Regions from separate parts of the Homo sapiens genome. Here all the other regions are linked to region 3. A link is an interaction called in ENCODE POLR2A ChIA-PET data of the cell type or tissue named here. Cell type or tissue: GM12878. All regions are shown on one strand. Region 1 overlaps NR3C1 (nuclear receptor subfamily 3 group C member 1). Region 2 overlaps ARHGAP26 (Rho GTPase activating protein 26). Region 3 has its middle 41 kb from the start of ARHGAP26-IT1.

Region 1 (5,000 bases), 120 kb after region 3:
TGATTTAATGATCAGACTAACATAGTTGATTCTAACTACTTGTAGATTCCACATCTGCAAGTTTACACATTTGCTACATTTTATTTGTAACCCCCAAATCCACACTTGCTTTCCTATCGATTCGTGGATAAGCACAGAATAGCAAAAAATTTGAGTCGACTGATATGCATGTTCCCAGCTGAAGTCAAACGAAGTGACACGCCACCTTCTTGTTTTAGCTCTCAAACTGTAAACAAGTGTCCTTTTCATGGTAAATTTAGTGGCACATTTTTTGAGTTTTGTGCTTTTTGTTGGGAATTTTGCTGTTTAAAATGGCCTCTATGCATAGTCCTGAAGTACTACCTAGAGTTCCCATGTACGAGAAGACTATGATGTACCTTACGAAGAAAGTACATGTATCATAAGTTTTGATCAGACATGATTTATAGTGCTGTTAGCCATGAGTTCAATGTTAATGAATCAACAATATATATTAAGTATGGTATCTTTAAATAGAAACACACATGAAACAAGGGCACAACTTAAAATTTTCCCATAAATATAGAAAGAGAATAGGTCTTACTGTATTTGTAAATATTTTTCCCTACAAATGCTCCTTGTATTATTGACAAAGGAAAACATCTGAATAATTTTTCTCTCCATGCATGCCAACCTGGTGAAATTTTACACAAATTCTTAATTATTGTTGCATTACATGTGGTAAAACTGAAGTGGAGGGAGGATCAGAGAGAGAAGCCTCTTCTACAGATTTCTCTCTTCTTAGTCCTCCAAGTTCCTGAGAAAGGATGAGGGGGGTCAAAGATGATCCTACTGTCTTTTTGTGGCGATTGTTAAACAGTGGTAGTATATTCTTTCTTAGTTGCTTTGCTTTACCAAAATGCAGGTTTCCCCAAGGATATCATTTTCCTTACAACACTATCTGATGATGGCTGTTCCTTCTCTAACTGCTTCTACCTGAGAGATTCAAGGTTAAGAAGGGTTAGCATCCCCTTCTTCACTGGACAATTGCCTACTCTCTTCATGATGACTCATCATTTCATGTTTGAGATCTATGAGTGGAACAGGCTCATATTTCTATCCCCTAATCCTTCTTACTATAATCTATCTTCTTAGAAGACTTTACCCCTTCTGTTTTGGAATCTGGCTCTCTTCCTCTCCAACTCTGCCATGCATCAGTATCCACTGTTATCAGATAGTGGACTCTATCCACACCCAGGCCTTGGGTTTTTGCTTCAGTTATAGTGGTTTAAAACACAGTATTTCCTAAAACAAACTCTTCTTCTAGGTTTTAACCTGCTGCTTTCCTGCAGCTTTCATAGCCTTGTTTCCTAGTCTTGAAACTTACCCTCTTCCTGTTCTCTTTCTCATTTCTTCATACATCTAACAAATATTTTGAGAGCTTATCATATACTAGGCACTGGGGTATACCACAGTGAAAAACACAAACATGAACCTTTGCTCTCCCAAAACTTTTAGACTAGCAGGAGCTGTAGAGACGAGTACACAGTAGTTGTAATACAATGAGGCAAATGCTAGGATAGGGGACACACCTGGTGCGGTGATGGTACTGAAGAGGGATATCTAACCCAAACGTGGGAGATCAAGAATGGGCCTGCATGACAATGTGATATTCAGCTGGATTTTGGAGGAAGAGGAGAAGTGAAAAGGAGATGAAGGTTAGACGTGAGGTGAAGTATAGGGAACAGCATTATGCAAAGACACAGAGCCAAGAAAGAGGGAAGTAAAGGCAGTTTAGAAAGGTTATACAATAAAAAGCTCACCAAATCATAAAAGACCCTGTAAGCCATGGTAAACCCTTAGACTGTACTCAGGACAGTGAGAACCCTAGGGTGTTCTAAAGAGGGGACTAATCTGATCACATGTTTATGTTTGAAAGCTCTAGCTGCAGTATAGAATATAGATTGAAGATGACAAGGGAGCCAGTCAAGATGATGATGCAGTCATCCAGCTACAAAATTATGGTAGCCTGGCTTAAGGTAGGAGCAGTTAAGAATATAAGTAGAAGGGTTTGCGAGGTATTTATTTAGTCCAATCTATGAGGCCTAATGACTGAAATTATGTGCACAGAGAGGGGAAAAGGGTAGTTAGGGATTATGTCCAGATTTCTGCTTTGGGGTTGATAGCACCATATATTTCCTGAGATAGGGACTACAGGAGAAAGAGGAAGCAGGCCTTAGAATAAGTCAATGAATTATTCTGGACATGTTGTGTTTGAGAGACCTATAACTCATCCAAGAAAAGATACCCAGTTAGATAGTTGGAAATATGGGTCAGGAGGCAAAGAGATACATCTGAGCTGGAGATACAGTAGATATGGCTGTCCTTTGCATAAGGACAAATGGTAACTGAAGCAACAGAAAAGGATGGGATCACTTAGAGAAGGAGAAAATGAGAAGAGGGCCTAGCACAAAGCTCTGAGAAACTCTGAAAGAAGAACTTGCCAAGAGGCTAGAGAAGTAGAAGGAGGAAAACTAGAAACAGAATTGTGTCACAGAAACCACTGGCAGATGCCTTTACAAACAGGATCCTGGTGTCTAGCACAGGGCTGGTGCCAACAGTAGGTTACTGGAAAGTGCCCACTGAATTTAAGGACAAGCAGGTCACTGATAACCTTGGAAAGGTCAATGTGAATGGAGTGGAAGCAGAAAACCAGTGATTCTGTAAGGTCAATGAATTGCCTCATACTTTCCAAATGACTCCCACATCTATCCTTTTATTTCCTTCCCTACTGCTACCACTCCAGTTAATGCTTTTACTACTTCTTGCCAGACCTTTAGTAATGACTCATATAACTGCCTTCGTATGTAGTCTCTCTTCGAGAACTGTCTCCCCAAACAAAACAAAGCAACATACAGCTCATCCTATGTACAACTGCCAGAGTAATATTTCTAAGGTACAGCTTAGAACAAGTCAATCCTGGCTTAAAAACATAATGGTTCTCTACTGCCTTCAGAGTAAAACCCAAACCTCTTAGCATGATGTTCAAAGCCTTCCATTATTTGGTCCCAATCTAACTGTCCAGCCATATCGCCCACATTCCAAACACCTATCTTTATAAAAAAATGCTGACTTTAAAAAAATTAAAGCCATTCAAAGAGTCAGGATTATAGACATACAGACAAGAATAATTTTCCTCTTTTGTTGAGGAAAAAAAGATGTGTCCAGGGCTCTCTTCATTTATTCACCAAAATGAACAAACAGCATCTGACAGAACAGAACTGTCATAAAACACAGACAATTGTCCCTTTTGTGTTGTGGCATGAAACACATGGCTTACAGAGAAAAAAAATGGTGTTTTAGCATTTAATAACACATTTGATCAATATTAATCTGTTACAGAAAACATTTCTACTCTATTATTAGCTAACTTATTTTATATTCTCAGCTAAGTAAAATGACAAAAAATTTATAAAGATATAACTTTCTTTATAAAGGTTCTCCCCAGCAATCCTGTAGAAGCTATCCGATGGTTCCTAATTGAAAGATGGTAGTTTTTACATACTTCACTAACCTAGCAAGTGTGATAGCTTTGCACCTATACTACAAGCTAGTTGGGAAATAATTATATAGGTAAAAAGCCATTTTAGGCTTTCAGACCAATTTTAATCCAAACAGATGAGAGAGACCTATAACAAATTTAAGAGAAGATGTTCTAAAGATGACCTAATAATAGATGAAGAGAGTTTTGTTATATAATTTTAGGGGTAGCTTAATCCCTTCACAACATTCCTAGTCATTTAACTTTTCTGGGGTGGCTTTCTAATATTTTATACAATCACACACATGCACAAACACACACATGCATGCACACACAATGCGGTATGCTGATGACAAAATATGCTTAGCAAAAACTTTGTCCTTCTATAATTTGGTCTGCTTGTCTTGGTACTACATTGTAATATGGGGTAAGTGGTTGTAAAGTGATCCTAGGATTGATCATAAGAAGATTACTGTGTACTTTATAAATTCTATATCCCAAAGAAATAACAGCTATTAAAAGTATTCTTACTGAGATTGGTATAATGAGTTTTCATATTATGAACTGCAAGAATTGGCTATCTCAGACATATTTTCTTGGTTTATATCCTTCCCTAATTATAATTTATCATGTTCTTCAGTTAGAGAAAAACATTTTCATCCATATTACTGAACTCTCAACATATTCTACGTTTTTTTTATATGCTGGGTTTTTTACTTGCAAAATAATATTAATACAGGCATACCTCTGAGATATTTCAGGTTCGGTTCTAGACCACAATAAAGTGAATATTGCAACAAAGCAAGTCAGACGAATTTTTTGGTTTCCCACTACATATAAAAGTTATATTTATACTATACTGTAGTCTATTAAGTGTGCAATAGCATTGTGTCTTTAAAAATGTATTTACCTTAATCTTAAAATATTGCTTAAAAATGCTAACAATCATTTGAACTTTCAGTGAGTTGTAATCTTTTTCCTTGTGGAGGGTCTTGCTTCAGTGTTGATGCCTGCTGACTGATCAGAGAGGTGGTTGCTGAAGGTGGGGTGGCTGTGGCAATTTCTTAAAGTAGACAACAATGAAGTTTCACTTTTCTTTTCATAAAAGATTTCTTTGTAGCACGAGATGCTGTTTGATAGCATTTTACCCACAGTAGAAACTCTTTCAAAACTGGAATGAATCCACTCAAACCATGCTGCTGCTTTACCAATTAAGTTTATGTAATACTCTAAATCCTTTGTTGTTATTTCAACAAGGTTCACAGAATCTTCACCAGGAGTAGATTCCATCTCAAGAAAAAAATTTATTTGCTCATTTGTCCATAAGAAGCAACTCCTCATCCATTCACGTTTTCTCATGAGATTGCAGCAATTCCGTCACATTTTCGGGCTCCACTTCTAATTCTAGTTCTCTTGCTGTTTCTACCACATCTGCAGTGACTTCCTAAACTGAAGTGTTGAACCCCTCAAATTCATCTATAACTGTTGGAATCAACTTCTT
Region 2 (5,000 bases), 260 kb before region 3:
TTACATATAATTGAGATCATGCAATATTGTTATTATTTTAATTTTTTTCTGTGATGTTTTTAAAATGGTAAATATTTCTGTGTATTGGAAATAAGTTTCTCTAAACAAATTTTTATTTCATTTTATACCATATTTTATTAAATTTTAATTGTTAATAAGGATTGATTTGGGGTTGTTTTAGATTGGTAATTCCCCCTAGTCCAGTTGACTGAGAGTTAACTGCAGGATGAAAATGGACCCTGACAGCTCAGAGTGGGCTAGAACAAATGCCAGAACTACAGGTAAGGGTGTTTGTTGCAGCATTGGTGGAAAAGCTAAGATAGATAGAAGAGATCGTTAAAAAGGCATTGCTCAAAATAGCTTACTAGTATGGGACTGACAATTTCCATTATGTGTATCCATACCGTGGAGTCCTGTGCAGTATTTTCTATGTGATGCAGGTCTGTGTGTCCTTTTAAGAAAAGCACTGTGACAGTAGCGACATCCAAAACTTCTTGAATAATGTGATCTCATTTGAGTAAATAAAAGGATGTTTATGAAGTCTGTGCACATGCTCTTCCTTGTATATAAATAATTTCTAGAGATGATACTCAAAAATCGTTGAAATGTTCGGGGAGCGAGAATAGAGAATTTTAACCTTCCATTTTTAAACTTTTCTGTATAGTTTGATTTTACTCCATGCACAAGTGTTAGTTTTATTTTTAAAATAACAGTCCTAAAAGTAACACTTATTGGTTATGAATGAAAGAGAAATTTCAGTAATAAAACCCAGTTAAGTTCCTTAATTAAAATAAATCCATGGGTGTGGTTTTAGTAGCTAGGTCTGTTACATACCTTAAGACCCAGGACATTTCTTTTCTCTCCCTCCTCCCAGGCTTTATGAAACTATAGTTATTTATTTCATAGATGTTTAAAAGTAGGTCAGCAACACAACCAGAAAAAGACTCTCCGTTGGTTTAGGGGGAGGTGGGTGGGAGGGCGCTAGCAGAGGACATCAGGTTGGCTTCCTTGATCTTCCTCTGCCTTTTTGTGTTTGTTGCTGGTTTCTAACCATTTTCCTCCCTTTTCCCACATACATTTTGAAGATTATTTTAGACTGGGCAGTGCCCTAACATTTTTAGCTTTTGCCTTCTGTATTTTTACAGCATGTTTTTAGAGTCTGTTTATTTTCTTAGTGTCTATTTGATCAGTTCCTTTAAATTTTATATCTAGTGCTTTATTGCTTCATATCCTGCTTGCTTCTGCTATAGTTTAGTGTGCATCTGACTTTGGTCATTCCGTTGCTATCCTGTTCCATTTATCCCTTTTATGTTTGTATTTCAGTTTTTTTTTTTTTAAATATCTGAATAATTCAATGTCTCCAACCCAAATAGCCAGTGAAACTTTTCTCGACCTACCTGGTTACGATGGCTGAAATGATACAAGCAACCATCAGGCAGGAAGGGCTCTGGTTCTCGATGGTGTATTATTGTTCTGACAGCTAAACCCTGGCAGGATGATGCCTACAGGCTCCTAATATGGAGCGCGAATGTTTGGAAATGTTGGAAAATTACAGGCAATGGCCCTCTTTACATGGGCTTTTCATGGGAATAGATGAATTCATATACAAATATTGCTTAATGTTTTATTTTAAGAGGCAGTAACTCTACAAACTGATGAAATGTTTACAACGTGTTTTTTCTGAACATTAACTCATGTAAAGTGTTTGTGGTTCTCATGGCTCCCATCATGGGTGGATGAGGAAGCAGAGCCTCCTCCACATTCAAGCCTTCTGACTGCAGGGCTCCGCTCCCGCCTGAGCTTTTCCTTCCATCCTCGCTTGTCTTCACATCAGTAATACTGAAAGTATTTGGCAAGCTGAGCTTCTAGAAAGTGATACATTTTTGGAAAGATTTTTTCCTCCTCAACTATTTAGCATTGTGAATAGTTTCCCCTTTTGTTCCTTTCGCCCTCTGTCCCTCAGGCCGTGTTATTTTCAAGACCTTCCATTCCATTTTGCTAGCCTCCCTTGTTCCACATCCATACCTCCCTTCTCATACTTTTCATTCCACCTGAAGAGTGGGAAATGGCTTTTTCCATTAATCCTGCCTTGCTTTTCCTGTAAGATCTAGCACCAAACCTCCCTCTTCCCAGAAGTCTTGTCTGACGTGGTACATCCAACTTCAATCGTTTCAAATCTCCATTGGCCCTCCCCTACAGTTCTGAAAGATTCTGTCTTACACATGGGGTGGTCGAGGAGGGGAGGCAGGTTTGTAATGGAAATGATGGTAGACTGAGCAAGGAGATGTAGCATCTGCTTCCCTTGTGCTGCTAAACGGCATGGACTTGGAAAAGCTGCTCACCCCTCCTAGGCCTGTGGTTCTGCAGCTTTAATATAAAAGGGGTAGGACTAGAGAACTGCGTCTACAGTAGTGATTTTCAAATTATGTTTCAAGAATCTTTGGGACTCTACAGTTGCTGAGGTGAAAGAAACCTTTCTCCCAGCTTCTTCCAGAGCTGCCCTGCTTTCATCTTGCTGGTGTACTGGGGTTTCACATTCAATTTTTATCTGTCTGTCTATTTTTGATAAAAGATATTCTGTACTAATAGTTTTAAAACCATCAGATTAAATGACCTGAATGTGGTTATTGTTTCTTACACATAGTTAGCTACTTAATAAATAGTTTTAATTCAACTTAGCTTTGATCATTTAGCAAACTATAAAGATGATCCCTGAAAGTTTAGTCTTAGCTTTGTTCTTTAGATGTTTCTTGTGTGTATCATCTCCCAATCGACAGTCAGTAAACTTCATCATTCCCAGTACCTAAGATTGCAGTGTGTATACTTGTGTATACTTTATTACCCAGCGTCCCTGAGATTACTTAATAAAGGATTTTATAGGATAAAAGTAGCTCCAGTCTTTGTGTCCTGGGTTGCCTGGAGAGTATTAAGAAAACATAATAAAATTGGTTGAGGTGTACCATACATGTATTTATCTTACATGAATTCAACTATAAGCATTCTGCAAATAACAAGAATATAATGTGGCCTCTGAACACCAGTAACTGCTTTGTCTGGTGCTCAGCTGAATAAACCACCGTATGGAGGAAAAACTCTCCGTGGAACTTAGTGACAGGCAGTACAGTACAGTTTAAACAAAGCAAAGTATATTATGCCATATGCCCGGCTTAAGGGCTTTTCACGAGAAATTCTCACTCTATCTGGATTTTGCCTTAAATGTTAGCTGTAGAACCTAACACCCAAGTAAAGATATGGTATCATCATATTCTATTTCACTTCATTGGAAGCTCTTTCCCATGAAGGATTCTGCAGATTTTTAATACATGGTGATGCTTCCATAAAGTACTCCTTTAAAGCATTTGAAATAATCTGTTTGAAATAGGAGTATGAAACCATTTAGAAAGCACCTCTCTAAAGGAAATTAAGTTTATGAAGTGAATAAGTGAACTAATGTCATGCTAGCAGCCTGTGTAGAGGATCTACTGCTTCTGAGGGACAGGGGTTATCGGCTAAAGGAAGGACAGATCTCTTGATCCCTATTTGGCCCTTTTGCTAACCCTGAAAGTAGCCCAAGAGCAAGGCCTCTGAAATGCTAGGACATTTGACCCAATCATTATTACTACATTTTTGTATAGTCTCAATGGAGTCTTTAACATCCATACATAATAGATGTATCCATCCAATATAAATTCAATGAATAAAAGCGCACCTAAGTAAGACTGTGTATTGAAAAATGCAACGTTCATAAGATATCCTGTTGGGAAAAGATATTTTTTTACATGCCAAAAATACAAATTGAGACTTTACTAAACTAGATTGGAAAGACAGTTCTGTAGAGACATCTGGTTCCCTGTAGGTGGAATTTCAACTCTTAAAAGCGAGCATATCAACTTAAATAGTATGTGAACTAGAGAATTTAGATTTTGAACCTGCTGGTTCAAACTTTTCTGTGTTTGCCATCATCCTCAGGTAGGTTCTCCTCATCGTGTCAAAGATAGGCCCTTGGAGACCAGGAGAAGCTCCTGGTCTGTACCCTACCCATTTGCACGCAAGAGTACACCTCTGTGGTAATAGTTCCAGCAAAAGTCCCAGGGCAGGCTCTTTCATTGGCCTGGGCCAGGTTCTGTATTCATCCCTAAAGTGGTCACTGTGACTGAGGCCACTCCTGAGTCATATGCTAGCCCTGGGGTTAGCTCCGCCCAACCACACAGACAGAGCTGAGGGAAGGAGTACACTAAAGGAAAATTGAGAAGTTTTAGTTAGAAAGTGGGGATGGATTCTGGGCTGGCAGAAAGAACAGATGTTCCTCATAATGAGCAATTGCAAGGGCTCATACAAGACAAGTTTCAGAGGGGCTATTGATGGTGTGGGTAAAGAAAATTATATAAAAGTAACACCTCAACCCGCGGTTCTTCCTTGAGATTATGGTTCCTTTTATTTCACAATTTGTGGCATTGCTGGGCCAATAAAGAGAACTTCAAACAGATATTCCACATTCTTTTATTGGCACACAGAGGGCCATCAATTAACCTTATTAAAAAAAAAACAACAGTGGAAGAATCCTGTTTTGAAATCTTGATTTGCTTTAAAAGCACGTAGATGGTTGTTGACAGATTTTTGTTGGTCCTGGGGCTGCCACAGGTCAGCCAGGTGTTTTTTTCCCCCTGCTGGATACGGATCTTTGGACATTTGCCTCCAGTCTTTGCGTTGAACTCAGCAGTTTCCTGGGTGAGGAGGCAACCTTTGTGTGCTCAGCTTCTTCCAAAGCAGCTGTCTCTAGAAGTTGCTAGCCATCTCCTGGTTAAGAAAGAAGATGGAAGGTGGTAGGGAGAGGAAGCAAAAACATTTCACACTGCCTCCCCAAAGACAGATCTGTTATCCTGCCTTGACCACAAAAATTCACGGAGGAAGTCAGTGAGTCAGAGATGCGCCAGGGTGTAAGTTGTCAGCACAGTTCAGCGAGCTCTGGTATCTTGTGTTTCTCTGTTCGTACCACTACT
Region 3 (5,000 bases):
CCCACAGCACTTAGCAACTCCTGTCGCACTGTAAATCTGTCACGTCTCTTACGTCATTGGCTCCATGAAGCCTGCTGCAACTTCCTATTAGCTGAAAGCCAGGTAGCTTTGATGCCTTCCCCAGGCCAACCAGCAAATTAGTAAAAACGTGAGTCCATGGGTTCTTTCTTTAGGTGCCAAATCACATCTTACCCTCCAGGTCTTGTGCCCACCGTAAACTTGAAATATTTGTTCTGACACTGTGGCTGGATGTCCTTTTGGGATTTGTGGGTGGGGGTAGATTATTGGAAAGAATTATTAACTGTTTTTCTACCTTTTCTGAATCTTCGTGACAAAGAAAAGGAGTAGTCATGCTTGCCTCACCTGTGATGAGCAAGTTGAAATTATGGCCGTAGAGGATGGCCATCTTTCTGTTACACCTTTTCTCCTATCACACCATTTTTCTCCCTCATGTACTTTCTACCTATAATTAATTCATGATTTGTCATCAAATGTTTGAGGCCCATCTTGCTCTTAATAAACAGCTCAGTTAGGACAGAGACCAGGTCTTGTTCATCTCTGCCCAGTACCCAGCCCAGGGCTGGCATGCAGCAGGTGCTCATAGCCCCTGGGTGGGCTGACCAAGGGGAAAAAAAGTGGGGAAAGCACTGCACTAGAAGGCAGTTCCTCCTCCCTGTTTTACTCTACAGTTATAGTTGGAAGAAAGAAATTGCATGTTATTACACTTGGGTACTTGAACACAGGGTAACTTTGTGACCCTTGGCAAAACGCACCATTTGCTCACATACTGGGATTGGAGCTTGTGGGAGGAAGACCTCCCACCCTCCACTCAGGCACACACAGCCACATTCTTTCCCAGCCTCCTTGGCTGGTGCTGGGCACAAGAAACCATCTGGAGAAGCAGCTGACCAAGAGCCCGAGACCCTGTGCTGTCATCTGGGTTACTTAGGGGTTGTTTCATGAACCTTATGTGAAAAGGGCCTGCCTTCAAGCAAAACCACATCAGAATCACCCCCAAACATAAAAGAAGTATTCCTTTGTAAAGTCCCTTCACGGAAATTCCACACTGTCCCACAGGAGTTTGGTCTGATATCTAACACTCTCACTGAGGGAATTCTTTGGGTCTGACTGAAGTTTCCCATGTGGCAGCTTAAGTCCATTTCCGTTCTGTTTTTCCTTACAGTGGGGAGTAACTGGCCATGGCCCATTGAGAGCAATCACCCTCGATTTTTTATGTTTCCATTCAGCCATCAGTTATTGACCACCTCTTCCATGCCGGAGCTGCTACAACCAGGAAGTGTAAGACATGATCTCTGTCTTCAGGGAACTCAAAATTGGCTTCTGCCATAGGGAAATATACAAGGAACAGCGTTTGCCATGTGGTATGACCATACTAGCAGTGTGTGGCAGGTAGTGCAGTGCGATGAGGAAGAGGCATCCTTCCTACTGGGAAATAGGAACCAGAGAAAGTTTCACGGAAGAGGTGGCATTCAAGATGGACCTTGAAAGATAGAGAAGAGTTTCCCACTTAGGCAAATGGAGACATGTCCCAAGCAGAAGGACAGCAAGGATCAAGAATGAAGGGGGGAGAGAGAGAAATGGGGAAGGTGGGAGTGGGGAGAAAGAGCAGAGAGAGAGAGGTGGCTGGGTGGTTAGGTATGATTTCAATGTGACTGAAACATGAGGAGTCAGGGCTTTCTGGAGAATTGAAAACTCTAGTCACCCTTACCCACCCCGCCTGTTAGCCTTTAGGCTCTGTTTTCTCTCAATGACTGACAATATTAGCTAACATTTAACTAGGTACCTAACGCTGTACTATATTAATCACTGAATCCCCAAGACATTTGAATGAAGTTCTATAATCATCTATAATTATAGATGAGAAAACTGAGGATCAGGGAGGTCACACAAGCCAGGTGGCGGTGAACCTAAAGTTCAAACACAGGTCTCTCTGCTTCTACAGCCCATATGACTTTTTTTTTTTTTTTGGAGATGGAGTCTCAGTCTGTTGCCCAGGCTAGAGTGCAGTGGTGTGATTCCAGCTCACTGCAGCCTCCACCTCCTCGATTCCAGCAATTCTCCTGCCTCAGCCTCCTGAGTAGTTGGCATTACAGGTGCAAGCCACCATGCCCAGCTAATTTTTGTATTTTATTTATTTATTTATTTATTTATTTTCAGTAGAGACAGTGTTTCACCATGTTGGCCAGGCTGGTCTCGAACTCCTGACCTCAGGCAATCTGCCTGCCTCAGCCTCCCAATGTGCTGGGACCATATGACCTTTTAAAACTTCCAAATTTATTTATAGATACACACACATAATTTTACATAAATGCATAATCACATCACACGTGATCACTTTAAAATTTCGTGGCAGTTTTTCCTTCTGGTTTTGATTTGGTTCTTCCATCCCCCACATCAGCCTCCTCCCTTTGCAGAACCCATGTTGACAACCTCATTTTGCCCTTCTCAGCAGTGAGCCCTTCAGAAAGCACAATCTCTGGCACACACTCAGCTTTGGTTTTCCAGTGGCAGGAATAAGAGCAGGAAATGTTTGGATTAAAAATTTTCTTTCCTTCTAGGAGCCCTCTGCTTACTCATCTTGGGTGAATAGTTCCCCATTTCTTGAGCTCTGTGCAGATACTCCTCATTCCCTGGGCAGCCCCGGGGACTCCAGCTGCAAGTGTTGGCCAGTCACTTCATCTTTGGGGATGTGGCATGGAGGCAGCCCCCACAGAGGGCCCAGCCGTGCTTTGCTGGCTGGAAATATGTAATGTGAAATTTTTAAAAAATTTAACAATGTGAGGCCGGACACGGTGGCTCACGACTGTAATCCCAGCACTTTGGGAGGCTGAGGCGGGCGGATCACGAGGTCAGGAGATGGAGACCATCCTGACTAACATGGTGAAACCCCGTCTCTACTAAAAATACAAAGAATTAGCCGGGCGTGGTGGCAGGTGCCTATAGTCCCAGCTACTTGGGAGGCTGAGGCCGGAGAATGGTGTGAACCCAGGAGGCAGAGCTTGCAGTGAGCCGAGATTGCGCCACTGCGCTCCAGCCTGGGCAACAGACCCAGACTCCATCTCAAAAAAAAAAAAAAAAAAAAAAAAAACTTAACGATGTGAAAATGGCTCCTTTCTCCACCCCGATCCAGCTGCCGACAACAGACCTTCAGGCTCTATGGGATTGCCAGGGAAATCCCATGAGCGTGTGTCTTCTTCTGGGAGAACCAGTGTGTTTCTAACCCGATCTTCTAATGCTTAAAAATAGATCATTTTCATGGCATTTGAACCCCCTCTTGAGCCTAATGAGATTTAAAGAAGTCAGAGCTAGCAGAGAGAGCACGAAGACTCAAAGCAGATGATGGGTGAGTATCTGTAGGGCACAGGAATAGTGGGAGTCAACTAAGGTGGGCTTACTGAGCAAGACTCTCACTCAAGTCTCCTACACTCCCTGAAGGGGGCTAAACTGTTGCATGTTAAGAGGCCAGTGATGAAGTCTGTCTCATTGATGGAGCACTTCCATGTTATGGGCATTGTACTAATTGCTCTACATTAGTCTCATTTAATTCTCAAATCAGCTCATGAAATAGGTGCTGTTGTTACCCTATTTTGTAGATGAAGAAGCCAAACATTAGATTGGGCAACTTGTTCAAAGTCACAGAGTTAATAAATAACAGAGCAGAGAATCAACCCCAGTGGGCTGACACTAGAGCTTAACGCTTAACTCCCATACTCTTGACGCTCTTAATTCCCGTACTATTCTCACTCTGGGAACGATCTCAGAAGCTCCACTCCCCAAACGTCCTTCACTTCTTTCACCCCAAGGGAATATCTTTTGTTTTGTCTGCTTGGCATCCAGTACCCATCTTTCTGGTAACAGCACCTCTGTTTTCCTTTGGGGAGCCACCCTGCCTCTCCCCTCACCTTGGGTTCCATGGGTTTGGGTGAGCTGGCATCAACCCGTGATCCAACCGTGAACCTGTGACCCTGCTCTGGCCTATGAGATCATCACATCTACCCAGCCAAAGTGATTGATTGATTCAGGAATGGGCACAGGGCCTAGTTAAGTCCCCAGTGCCAGGGCTTTGTCCTGGGGAATGGTATACAGGACACAGCAGAGGAATTCATCCTATCGGGAAAGAATAGTAAGTGCTCTTTCCCCCAGCCTCGATGTCTCCTCAGCATGAACACTGTCTGCCACTTGTCTTCGTTTAGAGGCCCAGTATAAAGGCTCCTATACTTTATGTTGACTATTTACTGAGATTTTAATAGGGTACCTCTCAGAAAAGTTGTTTCAGATAGCAAGCAGAAGATGTGAAATATTCATTACAATATAAAATGGACAAACAGTGTCCCACTTTGATCAATCCTGGAATGATTTCACTAAAAGAAAAATCTAGGCCAGGTGCTGTGGCTCATGCCTGTAATCCCAACACTTTGGGAGGCTGAGGTGGGAGTACTGCTTGAGCTTAAGTGTTTGAGACCAGCCTGGGCAAGATGGTGAGACCTCCATCTCTGCAAAAAAATGTAAAAATTAGCCGAGCACAGTGGCACATGCCTGTAGTCCCAGCTTCTTGAGAAGCTGAGGCAGGAGTATCCCTTGAGCCCAGGAAGTCGAGGATACAGTGAGCCGTGATCATGTCATTGCACTCCAGCTAAGCTACAAAGTGAGACAGTCTAAAAAAAAATTAAGAAAAACAGAAAGAAAAGACTTTATGCCTTCCTCCACTCTGGAAGCAAAGCTTATTTTTAAAATACTGACTCTCGTTCTCCATTCTGGGCCAGGAAAAGCCATGACTGGATCTCATAAGAATAGGGAGGAATTGTGTCATACAGAGGCCTCTGCAAATACTTTCCCAACCACAGTTGATTCAAGTCGTCACTTGATGATTTGGCCCATCCCAGGGGTGCATCAGTGTTGAGACATTTCACCCTGGAGTTCTTACAAAGGACCCCTCAGTCAGTTGTAATAAAGAATGGCAATAAATCATGCCCAGATCA

What was found. Peaks named below come from ENCODE experiments on the same cell type or tissue, not always from the same donor. Only the 100,000 strongest peaks of a DNase experiment are listed, where the experiment ranks them.
Region 1: POLR2A ChIA-PET joins it to region 3 with 5 read pairs; 6 of 35 experiments call an interaction of 5 or more read pairs at or near these places.
Region 2: POLR2A ChIA-PET joins it to region 3 with 5 read pairs; 3 of 35 experiments call an interaction of 5 or more read pairs at or near these places.

The regions. Positions count from the first base shown.
Region 1 is chr5:143,348,316-143,353,315 of GRCh38, forward strand. The region is part of intron 2 of NR3C1 (nuclear receptor subfamily 3 group C member 1); the gene reads right to left. Among named protein-coding and RNA genes, the nearest start is that of NR3C1, 53 kb to the right of the region's middle. RefSeq lists enhancers at 1,157-1,216, 2,501-2,600, 2,671-2,730, 4,503-4,572. In GM12878, no CTCF peak of the experiment used is centred here; no DNase peak of the experiment used is centred here; H3K4me3 peaks cover 791 bases; H3K27ac peaks cover 2,200 bases.
Region 2 is chr5:142,972,883-142,977,882 of GRCh38, forward strand. All of the region lies in intron 11 of ARHGAP26 (Rho GTPase activating protein 26), which reads left to right. It overlaps LOC107986457 (a long non-coding RNA gene), which reads left to right. Exons shown (of 2, transcript XR_001742909.3): 2 at 1-5,000. Among named protein-coding and RNA genes, the nearest start is that of ARHGAP26-AS1, 110 kb to the left of the region's middle. In GM12878, no CTCF peak of the experiment used is centred here; a DNase peak (open chromatin) is centred at 4,919; H3K27ac peaks cover 436 bases.
Region 3 is chr5:143,230,658-143,235,657 of GRCh38, forward strand. No RefSeq gene overlaps it. Among named protein-coding and RNA genes, the nearest start is that of ARHGAP26-IT1, 41 kb to the left of the region's middle. In GM12878, no CTCF peak of the experiment used is centred here; no DNase peak of the experiment used is centred here; H3K27ac peaks cover 1,875 bases.